Linked DNA regions of Homo sapiens: region 2 is linked to region 1. Evidence: chromatin contacts called from ENCODE Hi-C data. All regions are on one chromosome and are shown on one strand. Each heading gives the region's core, a stretch centred on a gene start or an enhancer-like site at or near the end of the contact. The rest is flanking DNA. Distances are from core to core; before and after follow the strand shown. Region 1 holds the start of GALNT7-DT (GALNT7 divergent transcript). Region 2 holds the start of SPATA4 (spermatogenesis associated 4).

The links. Hi-C counts contacts between places; a loop is a spot of excess contacts on that map. Pooled maps may share reads with other maps.
Region 2: a loop to region 1 is called in a map of CD8-positive, alpha-beta T cell, with 4 times the contacts of the local background. The contact joins the promoter of SPATA4 here to the promoter of GALNT7-DT in region 1. A Hi-C loop is called at or near these places in 3 of 168 maps with a recorded cell type or tissue (CD8-positive, alpha-beta T cell and naive thymus-derived CD4-positive, alpha-beta T cell) and 9 of 50 pooled maps.

What each region holds. Positions count from the first base shown.
Region 1 is chr4:173,167,951-173,172,088 of GRCh38, reverse strand. GALNT7-DT (GALNT7 divergent transcript) reads left to right here and starts at 2,437. Exons shown (of 7, transcript NR_134242.1): 1 at 2,437-3,225; 2 at 3,976-4,127. It overlaps GALNT7 (polypeptide N-acetylgalactosaminyltransferase 7), which reads right to left and starts at 3,278. Exons shown (of 12, transcript NM_017423.3): 1 at 3,128-3,278. The coding sequence starts at 3,253. RefSeq lists silencers at 1,900-3,129, 3,360-3,479, 3,550-3,599 and an enhancer at 3,910-4,009.
Region 2 is chr4:176,193,388-176,197,525 of GRCh38, reverse strand. SPATA4 (spermatogenesis associated 4) reads left to right here and starts at 1,941. Exons shown (of 6, transcript NM_144644.4): 1 at 1,941-2,181; 2 at 3,944-4,073. The coding sequence starts at 1,964.

The DNA.
Region 1 (4,138 bases), core at 1,188-3,687:
TTTAATACTCTCACTCCTGCTCAAAAATTTGCCTCGGTCTCTCACTCTGCCTTATGCCCCTCCAATAAATTCTTTCCCACAGGAGGTAAGAATCGAGTTGCTTCAGACCTGTGTGGATTTGCTACTGCTAATAGTCATTTCTTCAAGTAAGGCTTTTATGACCAAATTCCTCCATTTTCTTGCCCCCTATGGTTTTCACTATGAAAGCAGTAGCACAATTTTTATTTATATATTTATCGAGGTTTGATTGCTGTGTGGTTTTTACAAGATCCATGAGATTAAGGACAAGGAGTATTTCCTTAACAACTAGTACCATGCCTGGTATATAATTGGCACTCAAAAATGTTCAAATAAATCAATATTTAAAATCACACAACAGAATATGATCGGAAATGTAAGGTCATTTTTCACATCATTCACTTCAGAGAAAGGGCAAGAGGCCCAGAGATGGGAAGGAAATAAGAAACATGTTTCTTTTGTCTTGACTCCACAGGTGGACAGACCTAAAACAAGGAAATAGTGCAGATGAGAAAGGACCATCCCAAGTTGTCAAGGCTGTAACAGAATTTAGTGTATGACATATTCATAGTTCAAGACAAAAAGTGGCACAGGGTGAATGGAGCCACAGGTACAAGCTTGCTGGAGTAGAGGCAGAACCCATACCTGGTAAACTGGATCGTTCAGGCTATTTAAAGGGATCCAAAAAAGTCCATGTGTAGATCAGCATTAAAGAGAAGCAGAGATCTCACCATGGGTGGAATATATGCAATAGTCATCGAAGTAAAAGAACCACAAGGGGGAGGAGAAACTCAGGAGTCAGAATCCTCCCTACAGGATTTGTCCTTCTAGCACTGTACCTTAAAAGCTCCTAGGTTAGTCTTTATTAAAGGAAGGCAATAATCCCTTATTTATGCTCTTATTATTTATAAGCTACACTTTAAATTGCTTGTATTACTATTTACCTGGGAAGCCAATAAAAGGGTCTTTCTTGCTCTTCTGATACCTAAGCATTCCTCTTAATGTTAATTATGTTAAGTCTTTAAAATCTACCTTTTGTTTTTGACAAATGACAGAAATTACACTGGATCCACTGAGAAACTTTATCAAGTACACTGAAACAAACAAAAAATCAAGATATCATCACCTTCTTTATCATCACCATATAGTACTGAAATGGGCATTATGGCCCATCCTTTGTTTGCACTAATAAAATATTCCACGAGTTGGCAAGTGATGCTGATGTTCCGCCACCTCTTTAAAAGATCATCAGAAGGGCGGGACATTCTGAACCTAGCTAGTTTTGTCAGTTTTTCGTCAGTTTCTCTACCAGAAAATAGGGGGTTAAACATTTCTAGCTACATGTAAAAAGCCATTTGATGACTTAAAACAAATATCCTCAATTGCAATATTCAGTTATCCTTTGTCAATAAGTCATATTGAGAGCAAAATTATAAAAAGATCACCATCACTCCATGAGCTGAGAAGCTTAAAACCGCAAATGTACTGAAAAGGAAAACTGATACTTTTTATTACCATCAATTTAGATGACTTAGATGGGAATCTATCCCAGATATTACAAAGGGATTCCACTGCTGTAGAGACTTCAAATACTAAAACTTCCAGATTACATCTAATCTCATGATATAGGCGAAGAGCTGATAATGGGATCTCCTCCTAGGATTCTTACTCTTGAAAGGACGCCACAAGCCTTTTTGCCCAACTTCTTGATGCTAACTTTCCAGAAGGAAAGTTAAATAAACATGACATAGAAGCGATGCTCATCACACTTGCAAAAAGCACTTTACAACAGAGAGAGCGACTCGACTCCTCCTGCAGCCCCGCCGCCTCGGCGGTCGTGAGCCCCTCATACCCTCTCCTACCCCCACTGGCAGCCGGCCCAGTTGGCTGTCCCAGCGGGGAGGAGGAAGCAGGTGGTGCAACGGTTCATCCGGGGGGAAGCAGGTCAGGGTCGGGGGCGAGGCCGGTGCGCGCCGCCCGCTGCCGGGTCAGGGAAGCCGCAGTGCCCGCGGTCCCTTCCCCGCGCGGCGCGGCTCCGGGTAACTAATGTTCCGAGGCGCCTGACTAAACCCTCCAAATCCAAGGAATGTCAGCGCTAACACTCGCGCCCTGGGCGGCAGACAAATGCGTCCCAGCGGAGCCGCCGCGAGCTCCGCGCCGCCGCTCCCCTCGGCGTCGGCCTGAGCTAGCCGGCAGCCGGCGCGGGGCGGCCGGGCGCCGACACAAGTTAGTTTTCCGGCCCAAGCAGCCCTGCCGCAGCCAAGGAAGAGGAACTGCTCCTCTTCCCCCGGATAGCGCCCGAGCACTGCCACAGCAGGGGCTTCCCCAGGCGCTGAGGGCTGGGGGCGGCGGGCAGGCGGGGCGGGGACGCCCCTCCGCCATCTCCGGCCAACCGCCCCTCCCTCGCCCAGGGACGCGAGGGGGACCGGCGGTCCGGGCGAGGCCTCGGCCGCGCATCGCACCCCGGCTCCCCGCCGCCGGAGTTGAGGGGGAGGCGCGCTCTCCGTAAGAGCCGGAGGCGGGGCGCCATCGCCCTCCCACTCCCCGGCGGGCGGGCCGGGGGAGCCCGGGGCTGCGAACACCCCCAGACGGGCGGCTGCGGGAGGGGAGGCTGGACCAAGGGGCCTGGTCCACCGGACCAGCGGTGGCGGCATCGGCATCTCGCCTCCTTCAGGCCTGCACGCGCCACAGGCCGCAGCCTGGACCAACCCCGCGTCCCCGGGCCGTGAGCGCTGCGGTCCCGGCCCCCCAGAGCGGGACGCCGGGCGGCCGCAGCCCCCCGGACCCGGCTCTCCGCCCGCTCCGCCCGCAGTCCCGGCGCGGAGAGCGGCCGCCCGAGCCGCTGCCGCGGCAGCGCGGGTGTCGGCGACGGAGCCCGGGGCGGGGAAGAGCGGAGGAAGGGGCGGCGAGGGGGCGGGCCGGCGGCGGCCAGGGAGGTCGGAGTGCGCGGGGCTCGGCACCCCCTCGGCCCGCGCTGCGCCAGCACCACCTGCGGAGCTGCGGTGCCCACGCCGTGCCGCGACCCCGCCGCCCCTGCTCCCTCCACACGCGGGCAAACAAAACAAGTTGCCGGTCGCTGCCGCCGGAGGGGGCCGGGCGGGTCACTCACCCTCATCCTGCTCAGCGGGCTTGGGTCGTCCGGCCGCGGGGTCAGGGAAGACCAGAGGACCACTAGCCCCAGGAAGCTTCCCACCACCAGCAAACTGCGTAAGATGAACCCAATCTTCAGCCTCATCTTCCTCCGGCGGCGAGAGACTCACAGCCCGGCGCAGCCGCCGCCACCGCTCTCCCCTCCCTCCTTCCCCCTCCTCCGGCTCTCCTCCCCCTCTTTCCCCCACCCCTACCGCTACGGCTGCCGCCCTCTCCGCTGCCTGCCCTTTCCAGCTCCAGATCCGGAACTCCCCTCGGCTACACCTTTCCCCGGGCTCTTCCCTCCGCTCCTCCCCGTGGCCCCCTCCCCTCTGGCGGCCACCGCAGAGCTCCGACTGACCCGTGTGCCTCGCTCTGCCAGGCTGCCTTCCTCTCTACCTGCCCCCTTCCAGATCCGCAGTCCCCTGCTCTCCACGCGAGCCCCCTTCACAGTCCCTGCTACCTTGTAACTAACTTGCACTTTTCCCGAGTCCGGTTCTTAGCCTTTGCCCTGCAGCTCAGCTCCTTAAAGCTTTCAGATCCCCAAACTTTTATTGTAATTATGGACAATAACTCCGTCCTTAACGCCTGTGCCCTCCGGGATCCCGTGGCCCGCCGCCCCCTCCGTTGGACCTGGAGTCGCTCTCGTCTGCACCTCTCCCTTAGACCCACTTCCCTGAGCCCCTTGTCGAGAGGCTTTCAGGAAGCCAACCAGGAAGTGGGACTACCGCTGCTGCTGCAGCAGCTCCACGTGGCTGATTTATAGCTGAAGGGTTTTTTTTTTTCCTTCTTATTGATTGTTCTTGCTTTTTCACACGGCTCCTTAAGGTGGTGAATTTGTAACCGAAAGGCCCAGGTGAGATGTGCAAATATCACTGGATTGGAGGAGCTCACTTGGAAAGCCAGTATTCCTCCTGAGCTAATGAAAAGAAAGGCTGTCGTCTTATGCCAAAAGCAATACCAACCTTGTTCACGGGCTGGTAAGTTTCAA
Region 2 (4,138 bases), core at 692-3,191, 3.0 Mb before region 1:
CAGGACAACTCAAGCAGGGAGGGGGCTTCCAGGTCATAGGTAGATGGGAGACAAATGGTTGCATTCTGTTGAGTTTCTGATGAGCCTTTCCAGAGTAGGCAATCAGGTATGCATTTAGCTCAGTGAGCTAAGCGGTGACTTTGAATAGAATAGGAGGCAGGTTTGCCCTAAGCAGTTCCCACTTTGACTTTTCCCTTTAGCTTAGTGATTTGGGGGAGGTGGGGGGGGTCCCAAGATTTAATTTCCTTTCACAGTAGAAATGGCTATTCAAAGCTTTCATCTTAAAAATCAGCTTAAAATACCACCTTCTAAGATCCAAATTAATGGTCATCTCTTTTGAGAGGACTTCTTACACTCTCCCAGGCCAAAGTATTTGCTTCCTTTCTGGTGCTAACATATTTTTACCATGGCAGAGCTTTTCAGTGTATGTAATCTTTTCACTGATATTTCTATCTCTGAATCTCTTATAAATGATCTGCCGCACAGAGCTGTCCAATCGAAATTCCTGTAGTGATGGAACAGTGCTGTGTCTGTCCTACCCAACATGGCAGCCACTAGCTACATATGGCTATTGAGCAGGTAAAATGTAGCCAGTGGAACTGAGTTTATTTAAATTTAAGTTTAAATAGCCACATGTGGCTAGTGGCTACCATATTGGATGGTAAAGATCTAGCACATACTCCAGGATAGTTCCTCAGAAAAGGTTTACAGAATGAATGAATCATTCATTAAAACTTTTTTAGCCTAACAGAAAACACTTACATAGCTTCAGTTTTGGTTTTCTTTTTTAACCACATACAGAATACACTGGTTTACTTTATTAATAAGCATGTATATGAATAAACATTAAAAATATTACATAGTATCATTATCAAGATCTATCCCATATTTTACCATGTGTATGTATCCACAGGGCCTGTCACCTGGCTCTCTGCAGCCTCAAGTTCCTGAGCTCAAGCAATCCTCCCACCTCAGCATCTGGAGTACTTGAGAGTACAGGTGTGCACCACCACACCCAGCTATTTTGTTTGTTTGTTTGTTTTGTAGCGAAAGTCTCTCCACCTTGTGTTGCCCAGGCTGGTCTTGAACTCCTGAGCTCAAACGATCCTCCCGCCTCCACCACCCAAAGTGCTGGGATTACAGGCATGACCCACTGTGCCCTGCCAAGCAAAAAAAAACAAAAAACAAAAAACAAAAAACAAAAAACTGTGGCTGTAAAAATTTTTAATGGATTTTAATAATTAAGCTTACATATTTATAATTGCCTATGCCAACTTTGCAGTTGTTTTCATTGTGTTCAGATAGATCCCAAGTGACTAGATGAATGCGTGGCACATAATATGGACTCAATACATATTTGTTGAATTAATGAAGGAATTATGCCTACTAGGAGATTTTAATTAAGTGTGAAAATCTAACCTACACATCGTTTTCAAATATTAATGTTTACAAATACTTAATGCAATAATTAAGGAAATAGTTATGTTAAATTTTGTGGACATTCATTTCCATTTCAAAGATTTTTTTCCCCCATCTCTTCCAATTCCCAAACAAAAACTGTCCTTGGCCTCTGGAGTCTTCTCACACCACTCCTCAAACTAGACGACTGAAAATAGGCCTTTGGCTGGGCAGAAACCAACAATATTTAAAATACAAAACTTATGAACGATGACATAAGAAAAAAAAAGCTCTAAATAGGTTAACAGTGAGGCCAACTAAATCTGAGACTGAAAGCGCTCCCCAGACCGCAGCCACACCACTGGGACCCCAGCTTTGCCTCCCTCGATACCCGGCCCCGCGGTCCAAAATCTGAGTAAAGCGGAAGTACGGGCGGCTGCTGCGGCGCTTGCGCAGGCGCTGAGGTCTCGCCCCATAAGACTCCGCCCCGCCCCACGAGACCGCGCCGCCAGCAATAAGGCCCAGCCCCGCCTTCTGCTGTTGCCGCAGCAACCCAGAAAGCGTCATGGCTGCCGCCGGCCAGGAAAAAGGGTATTTGACACAGACTGCGGCAGCCCTAGACAAGTCACCGTCACTTTCGCCACAGCTAGCAGCTCCCATCCGAGGGAGGCCTAAGAAGTGTCTGGTCTATCCGCATGCGCCGAAGAGCTCCCGCTTGTCTCGTTCCGTTCTGCGTTGGCTTCAGGGTCTGGATCTCAGCTTCTTCCCCAGGAACATCAACAGGTGCTTGAGTAAGCCAGTCCTAGGCCCCCCCGGTGGGCGCCCCGCCTGCTTTCCGCCGCCTGCCAGGCCTCAGATTGCCTACCCTGGCCTGGCTTATGTTTCAAATCAAGACCCCCCCACCCACGTACACACACGAAAACACTATTAGGGAACAAGGCTTTAACAAAATACCACGATACATCTTGTTTATTCAATTAATCAACCAATCATTAAATTGTGGACAATATAGAATGCTTTGGTGACTACAAAAATATTAAAATAGTCAAAGCTTTTTCTTTAGTGATATTGGGCATTAATACTGGTAAGGACGGCCGGGCACAGTTGCTCATGCCTGTAATCCCAGCATTTTGGGAGCCGAGGCAGGCGGATCACCTGAGGTCAGGAGTTGAGTAACAGCCTGACCAACACGGTGAAACCCCGTCTCTACTAAAAAATACAAAAAATTAGCCCAGTGTGGTGGCGGGTGCCTGTAATCCCAGCTACTGGGGAGGCTGCAGGCAGGAGAATGCTTGAACCCGGGAGGCGGAGGTTGCTGTGAGTCGAGATTATGCCGCTGCACTCCAGCCTAGGTGGCAGGGTAAGACTCTGTCTCAAAAAAAAAAAAAAAAAAAAAAAAAAAAAATACTGGTAAGGATCAGTTTACCCTTTGTCGGAGATGGCATCTAGTTTGAGAGTTACCAACAAGTTTTTAAAGTTGCTGCTTAATTGTAGGCACTTTGTATGTAACTGGCAGCTAATATTTGCTCTGGGAATGCAAACTAAATTCTATAAAAAGGCAATGAATCTTTTGCAGAACTCTGGTTTAAAGTAGTCTCTCCTTATCAGAGAGGCATAGGTTCCAAGATCCCCAGTGGATGGCAACTGTGGATACTACAGAACCCTCTGTCAGAACACATTTCTGTTTATGTCTTCCATCCACAAATTTAATGCCTTTTTAAAAATCTTAACTAAGCACTTATCACACACTGTGGCTGAAAGTTTTTCAGTTTGAGGTGTGATGCCGAAACTATCAAGAATTTCTTTTTCTTCATATTTCAGGAATATGATTCATTCCTACCATTGTAACCATTCTTACAACTTTCTATTAAGTCAAGAACTTTCATCTTTTCACCTAAAGGAATAATTTTATGGTTTCTCTCTGGCATATCTGAATCACCAGCATCACTGCTCTTGCACTTTGCACACAAGCGCACCACACTGTACAGTTGATCTGATGACTAAAAGGTGACTGATGTCTACAACGTGGAGACTCTGGACAAAGGGAGGACTCACATCCTAGGCAACACAGAGCAGGCAGGGAGGTTTCATCAGACTGCCCAGAACAGAGTACAATTTAAAAGTTACAAATTATTTCTTGAATTTTCCATTTAATATTTTCCGACTGTGATTGACCCAAGGTAACTGAAACTGCAGAAAGCAAAACTGCAGATAAGCGGGGGACTAGTTTACTAATTTGTCTTCAGTATTACTTACAACCATGCCTCTGAAATTTTAAAGTGCATATGAATCACCTGGGGATCTTCTTGAAATGCGGATTCAATACAAATTAACAGTTTGGGTTCATCAAAAGAACACCAAAGCCTTTGAAACGTAGATAATCTTAGCAAAATTCCACAGTAGGTTCTCCTTAGAGCAACGATCCAACAACACTCACTTTACAAGATACTTTTAGTATGGAATATTAGACTAGTATTAATTATAAAATAATACAAACTGCATAATTAACTACACTTTATTTCATTTCCTAATTGCCACGGATCAGAGATTTTTCAAATGGCTTCCTAATTGCAGAAATATTCTGTATATATTACCCCTGGGAACTTGAATTATCATCCTTTGAAAACGGGACCTCTTTAAAAGTCAAGTTGGATAACTGGGCACAGTTGGAGAAGGTACGTTAGCAGTCATTTACACTTTTAACTGTTAAGATGTTTGTTTTAAAGTGTGCCATGCTAAT